2 separate regions of the Homo sapiens genome follow, and region 1 is linked to region 2. Evidence: read pairs that join two places in POLR2A ChIA-PET (ENCODE). Cell type or tissue: OCI-LY7. All regions are shown on one strand. Each heading gives the region's core, and the rest is flanking DNA. Links, peaks and the distances in the headings are about the cores only. Region 1 has its middle 44 kb from the start of SNX19. Region 2 overlaps LINC02551 (long intergenic non-protein coding RNA 2551).

Region 1 (4,397 bases), core at 127-4,126, 110 kb after region 2:
TTTTGTTTTGTAGAGACGAGTTCTCACTACGTTGCCCAGGGTGGCCTCTAACTCCTGGGCTTAAGTGATCCTCCCACCTCGGGCTCCCAAAGTGCTGGGATTACAGGCATGAGCCACCATACCCAGCCAGGATGATCTATTTTTTAAAAATAATTTCAACTTTTATTTTATTTATATTTCTATAAGTTATTGGGGAATAGGTGGTGTTTGGTTACATGGGTAAGTTCTTTAGTGGTGATTTGTGAGATTTTGGTGCACCCATCACCCGAGCAGTATACACCACACCCTATTTGTAGTCTTTTATCCTTAATTCCCTTCCCTTCCCACCCTTTTCCCTGAGTCTTCAAAGTCCATTGTGTCATTCTTATGCGTTTGTATCCTCACAGCTTAGCTCCCACTTATGAGAGAGAACATACGACGTTTGGTTTTCCATTCCTGAGTTACTTCGCTTAGAATAATAGTCTCCAATCTCATCCAGGTCACTGCAAATACCATTAATTCATTCCTTTTTATGGCTGAGTAGTATTCCATTATATATATATATAAAAAATATAGGAATATATATATATAATATACGTATATCTATATATGTGTCTCACAGTTTCTTTATCCACTCATTGAATGATGGACATTTGGGTTGGTTCCACGTTTTTGCAATTGCAACTTGCGCTGCTGTAAACATCCATGTGCAAGTATTTTTTTCATATAATGATTTATTTTCCTCTGGGTAGATATCCAGTAGTGGGATTGCTGGATCAAATGGTACTTTTAGTTCTTTAAGGAATTTCCACACTGTTTTCCATAGTGCTTGTACTAGTTTACATTCCAACCAGCAGTGTAGAAGTGTTCCCTGTTCAACACATCCACGCCAACATCTACTATTTTTTGATTTTTCAGTTATGGTCATTCTTGCAGGAGGAAGGTGGTGTCACATTGTGGTTTTGATTTGCATTTCCTTGATCATTAGTGATGCTGAGCATTGTTTCATGTTTGTTGGCTATTTGTATATCTTCTTTAGAGAATTGTCTACTCGTGTCCTTAGCCCATTTTTTTATGGGACTGTTTGTTTTTTCTTGCTGATTTGTTTCGGTTCGTTGTAGATTCTGGATATTAGTCCTTTGTCTGATGTATAGATTGTGAAGACTTTCTCCTCCTCTGTGGGTTGTCTGTTTACTCTGCTGATTGTTCTTTTTGCTGTGCAAAAGCTCTTGATTTTACTTAAGTCCCAGCTATTTATCTTTGTATTTATTGCATTTGCTTTTGTGTTCTTGGTCATGAAATCCTTGCCTAAGCCAAGATCTAGAAGGGTTTTTCCAATGTTATCTTCTAGAATTTTTATAGTTTCAGGTCTTAGATTTAAGTCCTTAATCCATCTTGAGTTGATTTTTGTGTAAGGTGAGAGATGATGATCCAATTTCATTCTCCTACATGTGGCTAGCCAACTATCCCAGCACCATTTCTTGAAAAGGGTGTCCTTTCCCCACTTTATGTTTTTGTTTGCTCCATCAAAGATCAGTTGGCTGTAAGTATTTGGGTTTATTTCTGGGTACTTTATTCTATTCCGTTGGTCTAAGTGCCTATTTTTATACAAGTACCATGCTGTTTTGGTGACTATGGCCTTATAGTATAGTTTGAAGTCAGGTACTGTGATGTCTCCAGATTTGTTCTTTTTGCTTAGTCTTGCTTTAGCTATGTGGGCTCTTTTTCAGTTCCATATGAATTTTAGAATTGTTTGTTTCTAATTCTGTGAAGAATGATGGTGGTATTTTGATGGGAATTGCATTAAATTTGTAGATTGCTTTTGCCAGTATGGTCATTTTCACAATATTGATCCTACCCATCCATGAGCGTGGGATGTGTTTCCATTTGTTTGTGTCGCCTATGATTTCTTTCAGCAGTGTTTTGTAGTTTTCCTTGTAGAAGTCTTTCACCTCCTTAGTTAGGAAAGTTCTAAGTTTTTTTTTTTTTTTTTTTTGCAGCTGTTGTAAAAGGGGTTGACTTTTTTATTTGATTTTCAGCTTGGTCACTGTTGGTGTATAGAAGAGCTATTGATTTGTGTACATTAATTTTGTATCTGGAAACTTCACTGAATTCTTTTGTCAGTTCTGGGAGCTTTCTGGAGGAGTCTTTGGGGTTTTCTAGGTAAACAATAATATCATCAGCAAACAGCAAGAGTATGACTTCCTCTTTACCAATTTGGATGCCCTTTATTTCGTTTTCTTGTCTGATTGCTCTGGCTAGGACTTCCAGTACTATGTTGAAGAGGAGTGTTGAGAATGGGCATCCTTGTCTTCTTCCAGTTTTCAGAGGGAATGCTTTCAACTTTTCCCCATTCAGTATTATATTGGCTGTGGGTTTGTCGTAGATGGCTTTTATTACCTTGAGATATGTCCCTTGTATGCCTATTTTGCTGAGAATTGTAATCATAAAGTCATGCTGGATTTCATTGAGTGCTTTTTCTGCATCTATTGAGAGGATCATGTGATTTTTGTTTTAAATTCTGTTTATGTGGGGTATCACATTTATTGACTTGTGTATGTTAAACCATCCCTGCATCCCTGGTATGAAACCCACTTGATCATGGTGATTTATCCTTTTAACATGTTGTTGGATTCAGTTAGCTAGTATTTTGTTAAGGATTTTAGCATCTATGTTCATTAGGGATATTGGTCTGTAGTTTTCTTTTTTGGTTATGTCCTTTCCTGGTTTTGGTATTAGGATGATACTGGCTTCATAGAATTATTTAAGGAGGGTTCTCTCTTTCTCTATCTTGTGGAATAGTGTTAATAAGATTGGTACCAATTCTTCTTTGAATGGCTGGTAGAATTCTGCTGTGAATCCATCTGGTCCCGAACATTTTTTGTTGATAATTTTTAAATTACCATTTAAATCTTGCATCTTGATTCTTGTTATTGCTTTGTTCATGGTATCTAATTCTTCCTAATTTAAGCTAGGAGGGTTGTATCTTTCCAGGAGTTTATGCATTTCTTCTAGGTTTTCTAGGTTATGTGCATAAAGGTGTTCATAGTAACCTTGAATGATCTTTTGTATTTCTGTGGTGTCAGTTGTAATATCTTCCATTTCGTTGCTTATTGAGCTTATTTGGATTTTCTGTCTTCTCTTCTTGGTTAATCTTCCTAATGGTCTATCAATTTTATTTATCTTTTCAAAGAACCAGGTTTTTGCTTCATTTATCTTTGTATTTTTTTGTTTCAATTTCACTTAGTTTTGCTCTGATCTTGGTTATGTCCTTTCTTCTGCTGGGTTTGGGTTTGGTTTGTTCTTGTTTCTCTAGTTCCCTGAGGTGTGACGTTAGATTGTCTGTTTGTGCTCTTTCAGACTTTTTGATGCAGACATTTAGGGCTATGAACTTTCCTCTTAGCACTGCCTTTGGTGTATTCCACATGTTTTGATAGGTTGTGTCACTGGTGTCATTCAGTTAGAATAATTTTTATATTTCCATTTTGATTTGATTTTTGACTCAATGATCATTCGGAGCAGGTTATTTAATGAAGGTTCCTTTTGGATTTGATTTCCAATTTTATATGAAGGTTATGAAGTTTCCTTTTGGATTTGAAGGTTCCTTTTGGATTTGAAGGTTCCTTTTAGATTTGATTTCCAATTTTATACTACTGTGGTCTGAGAGAGTGCTTGATATAATTTCAATTTTCTTAAATTTATTGATACTCATTTTGTGGCCTATCATATGGTGTATCTTGGAGAAAGTTCCATGCACTGTTGAATAGAATGTATATTCTGCAGTTGTTGGATGGAATGTTCTATATACAACTGTTAAGTTCATTTGTTCCAGGGTATAGTTTAAATCCATTGTTTTTTTGTTGACTTTTTGTCTTGATGACTTGTCTAGTGCTGTCAATGGAGTATTAAATTCTCCCACTAATATTGTGTTGCTGTGTATCTCATTCCTTAGGTCTACTAGTAATTGTTTTATAAATCTGGAAGCTCCAGTGTTAGATGTGTATATGTTTAGGACTGTGATATTTTCCTGTTGGACAAGGCCTTTTATCATCATGTAATACCCTCTTTGTCTTTTTAAACTGCTGTTGCTTTAAAGTTTGTTTTGTCTGATATAAAAATAGCTACTCCTGCTTGCTTTTTGTGTCCATTTGCATGAAATGTCTTTTTCCACCCCTTTATTGTAAGTTTATGTGAGTCCTTATGTGTTAGGTGAGCCTCCTGAAGGCAGCAGATAGTTGGTTGGTGAATTCTTATCCATTCTGCAATTCTGTATCATTTAAGTGGAGCATTTAGACCATTTACATTCAATGTTGGTATTGAGATGTGAGGTACCATTCCATTCATCGTGCTATTTGTTGCCTGTACATGTTGGATTTTTGCTTTTTGTTTTTTAAATTGTATTTTTGTTTTATAGGTCC
Region 2 (4,397 bases), core at 276-4,275:
CCTCTATTTACTGTAAAATTTCACATATAATCTAATATTATACCTGTCAGCCTCATGTCATTGGCCAGTTGTCATGTGTAAGGTTTACAACCGAGAGAAACTAGTCTCCAGTGGCTCCTATTTTAGGTCAGACAGACTGTAAGCACACACAGAGCAGGAATCCGTCCGCCTGGTCCAGCGCTGGGCCTGCGCAGTCCCCACGGCGAGTTCTCACCACAGCAGGCAGAGCTCTGCCCCATACCCTCCCTAGCCCCTCTGTACCCCAGGCTGCCAGGTGAATGGAGCTGTGAAAGTTTGCTCCACGCCCTTCACTTAGTGTTCCAGTTAGGGAATTATTGAATGGTCTTAAGCTATTTCTCATTCAGATTTGTGGCACACTTACTCTCTTTCACACTTAGCTGTGTTTCATGTTCAACTTACATCCAGGTTCAAACTATTTCACAAGATGGTTTTAGATTATAAACTAAAGAGACCAAAAAGGCAGGGACATTCAAAACAAATTAGGCCTCAAATTATACAATTTCATGACTAAGTCTGCAAATGTAATCTTGTGTTGCCTCTCCTCTCTGCTCGGGGCCACCGTGTTATCTTCCTGGTGTTTTCAAGTGAGGTTCTGGATATTTATTCTGAAGACCATTCTCTCTGACTTCTTATGTCTTACCTCCTTTTGCCCACAAAGAAACCTCTTTCCCTCTGATCATGTAATGTTCCCTCTCAGACTACATTGCTTTCCAGACCTTTTCATTGCCAGCACTTACAGAGGTCTGTCACACTCTCTCTTCATAAATGTGCCCAACATGGTTCCTACCCCTCCACCTTCCACCCACTTCTGGAAAGAAACACACTTCCCACAGAACACTTTAAGTCCAAGCTTAGGGAAGCCACTTAGCTCCCAGGAGCAGATGAGACCCAGTCCTCCTCCTAGCCCAATTGTAAGCAAAAAAATAATAGCAAAGTCTTTGCTCGGGGTCTTTTGGGACCAAACCACTTAAAAATAGAATACCCCAGAGAACATTTTAATCCTTGTAATTGAGGTATTTATCATCTGGAAATATAGCTGTTTCTATGTTGCCAGGTACCTGGGGCTATTTGAGCAAGACCTCAATGCTGGGGTGATTGCTATGAATGTTAAGCCAGTCACCTGGGTGAATAGCAAAATAAGATTTTAAACAATAGTCTTGGCAGGTCCTATGCAAGGGAGAAATTTGGCTTAACCCAAAATAATAGATTTTTAATGGTGGAAACTATGGGTAGCATATTAGCAGCAGGTGAAAAATTTTGTGTGGGAGGCTTCTGCCTTCCAAGCATTCCTGTTTGTCTGCCTGTGATCCAGACCTTCAGAATTTGTTATCACGTCCAGGTAGTTCAGTGCGGGTGGGAATATCTCAAGTAATGTTTAATATTTACTGGTGAATAATTTATGGTTTTCTCAAACTTCCTTTGCTCCTTTGTTTATTCATTCATATAATCAGCAAATGTTTATTTGGGTATCAAAGATTCAAATATGAGATTATTACTTTTAAAGAGTTTATACTGTATCAGAGAGAAAGACATTTTAGTGGGAAACAGTGTACAATCAGTAAGCGCTATTGTTGAGTTATGTAAAAGGCCCCGTGGAACACAGAGACAAGAACAAGTTCTGCTTGAGGATCATGGAACGTTCTGTGGAGGAGACTGAGTTTAAACTCGCAGCTGGACACCTTCACTAAGAGGTGAGGGGACAGGGGTGGCATGGGAGGAGGACATTTCAGGCAGGGGTAGGGTGACCTACCATCCTGGTTTGCTTGGGCCTGAGGGAGTTGCTGGGGATCCAAGACTTTCACCGCTAAAACCAAACAGTTCCCAAACAAACTCATGGTCAATCACCTTAGAGAGGGGGAAATGTATGCTAAGGATGAGAATGGTTTGGCCCTTCCCATTTCTACAATAATGATCTGTTCTACGTAGTCAATGTCTCTTTTCTCTTTAGATACTTTTTTCTTGCCTAGCAAAAGTTTTACTTATTATGGGTTATTTATAGTAAGAGCTTTAAGATCCACTTTCTATAACACGTCACACCTCATTTGCTCTCCTAAACCAATGCAATGCTTCAATGAGTCCTCAAGCAGAAATGAAGAACTGAGATCTGTTCTTACCTCTTTCTTTTAGCTACCCTTCTCTCTTTCCTGTGCGTCTTTCTTCTTTCTGCTGACTTCCTTCTCCTTCCCAGTCTCTGTCTCTTTCTTCGGCACCAAGTACCATCTCTGTTTCTGAGGAAGCAGCAGAGGAGCCTATGTGATCCAGAGAACTTGTTCTTGGCTTCTGGAAGCAGAGATGCAGGAATGGACCAATAAGGCATTAAACAAATTCATTTAGAATCTCAAGAAAGAAATATCTAACAGTATAATCATAATAACAAAATTTTGATTTCTTCAGAAGCACTCCAATAGCTTCACCCGCATTAGCTAATCTTGTGCAGTGAGGAGGTGCAATTCCCTCTAGTCTGGCGGATTCTGTTTGGTTACAGTATTTATAGTGGCTCCTTTTCAGAATCTGATTCTCTGCCCCTTTCTCCTAATGAATCTCCATGTTGGTAGAAATACATTTATACCTTCCCTCCTTTAAAAATGGAATATGACACTAGAGACAGACGGCATCCTAGTCCCAGTCTTCCAAGTTCACATATGTAACACATCTCTGTATTGTATATTCATATGCATTTTCCCATCTCTATACCTAACAACCACATGAACAAGTAGAACTTTGGGTGGACAAGGAATGGAACCACACAGAAGTTTAAAAGCTTAAAACAGAAGTGGGGGTCAGCTGAACAGCCTGCAGGTCCTTGAAAGTGGGGCTGTGAGTGCTGGGTCCATCAAGATGCCCTCAGCACAGTGCCCACCCAAAGGAAGAGCTCACTCTATATGTGTTGACTTCCTGATTGATGTGTATGCAGTGAGAAGGAATCAAACCAAAGACCAATAATTCTTTTTTTACATACTTTTTTAAAAAAATAATGCTTTAAGTTCTAGGGTACATGTGTACAATGTGCAGGTTTGTTACATATGTATACATGTGCCATACTGGTTTGCTGCACCCATTAACTCGTCATTTACATTAGGTGTTTCTCCTAATGCTATCCCTCCCCCAGCCCCTGACAGGCCCCAGTGTGTGATGTTCCCTGCCCTGTGCCCAAGTATTCTCATTGTTCAGTTCCCACCTATGAGTGAGAACATGTGGTGTTTGGTTTTCTGTCCTTGTGATAGTTTGCTCAGAATGATGGTTTCCAGCTTCATCCATGTCCCTACAAAGGACATAAACTCATCCTTTTTCGTGGCTGCATAGTATTCCATGGTGTATATGTGCCACATTTTCTTAATCCAGTCTATCATTAATGGACATTTGGGTTGGTTCCAAGTCTTTGCTATTGTGAATAGTGCCGCAATAAACATACATGTGCATATGTCTTTATACTAGCATGATTTATAATCCTTTGGATATATACCCAGTAATGGGATTGCTGGGTCAAATGGTATTTCTAGTTCTAGATCCTTGAGGAATCACCACACTGTCTTCCACAATGGTTGAACCAGTTTACACTCCCACCAATAGTGTAAAAATGTTCCTATTTCTCCACATCCTCTCCAGCACCTGTTGTTTCCTGACTTTTTAATGATCGCCATTCTGAGTGGTGTGAGATGGTATCATTGTGGTTTTGATTTGCATTTCTCTGATGACCAGTGATGATGAGCATTTTTTTCATGTCTCTGTTGGATGCATAAATGTCTTCTTTTGAGAAGTATCTGTTCATATCTTTTGCCCACTTTTTGATGGGGCTGTTTGGTTTTTTTCTTGTAAATTTGTTTATGTTCTTTGTAGATTCTGGATATTAGCCCTTTGTCAGATGGGCAGATTGCAGAAATTTTCTCTCATTCTGTAGGTTGGCTGTTCACTCTGATGGTAGTTTCTTTTGCTGTGCAGAAGCTCTTTAGTTTAGTTAGAACCCATTTGTCTATTTTGGCTTTTGTTGCCGTTGCTTTTGGTGTTTTAGTCATGAAGTCCTTGCCCATGCCTATGTCCTAAATGGTATTGCCTAGGTTTTCTTCTAGGGTTTTTATGGTTTTAGGTCTTACATTTAAGTCTTTAATCCATCTTGAATTAATTTTGTATAAGGTGTAAGGAAAGGATCCAGTTTCAGCTTTTTACATATGGCTAGCCAGTTTTCCCAGCACCATTTATTAAATAGGGAATCCTTTCCCCATTTCTTGTTTTTGTTAGGTTTGTCAAAGATCAGATGGTTGTAGATGTGTGGTGTTATTTCTTAGGCCTCTGTTCTGTTCCATTGGTCTACATCTCTGTTTTGGTACCAGTACCATGCTGTTTTGGTTACTGTAGCCTTGTAGTATAGTTTGAAGTCA

The links. Peaks named below come from ENCODE experiments on the same cell type or tissue, not always from the same donor. Only the 100,000 strongest peaks of a DNase experiment are listed, where the experiment ranks them.
Region 1: POLR2A ChIA-PET joins it to region 2 with 5 read pairs; 2 of 35 experiments call an interaction of 5 or more read pairs at or near these places.

What each region holds. Positions count from the first base shown.
Region 1 is chr11:130,958,421-130,962,817 of GRCh38, forward strand. No RefSeq gene overlaps it. Among named protein-coding and RNA genes, the nearest start is that of SNX19, 44 kb to the left of the region's middle. In OCI-LY7, for the core only: no CTCF peak of the experiment used is centred there; no DNase peak of the experiment used is centred there.
Region 2 is chr11:130,852,592-130,856,988 of GRCh38, forward strand. It overlaps LINC02551 (long intergenic non-protein coding RNA 2551), which reads right to left. Exons shown (of 6, transcript NR_125383.1): 3 at 2,136-2,301. Among named protein-coding and RNA genes, the nearest start is that of LINC02551, 7.3 kb to the right of the region's middle. In OCI-LY7, for the core only: no CTCF peak of the experiment used is centred there; a DNase peak (open chromatin) is centred at 2,080.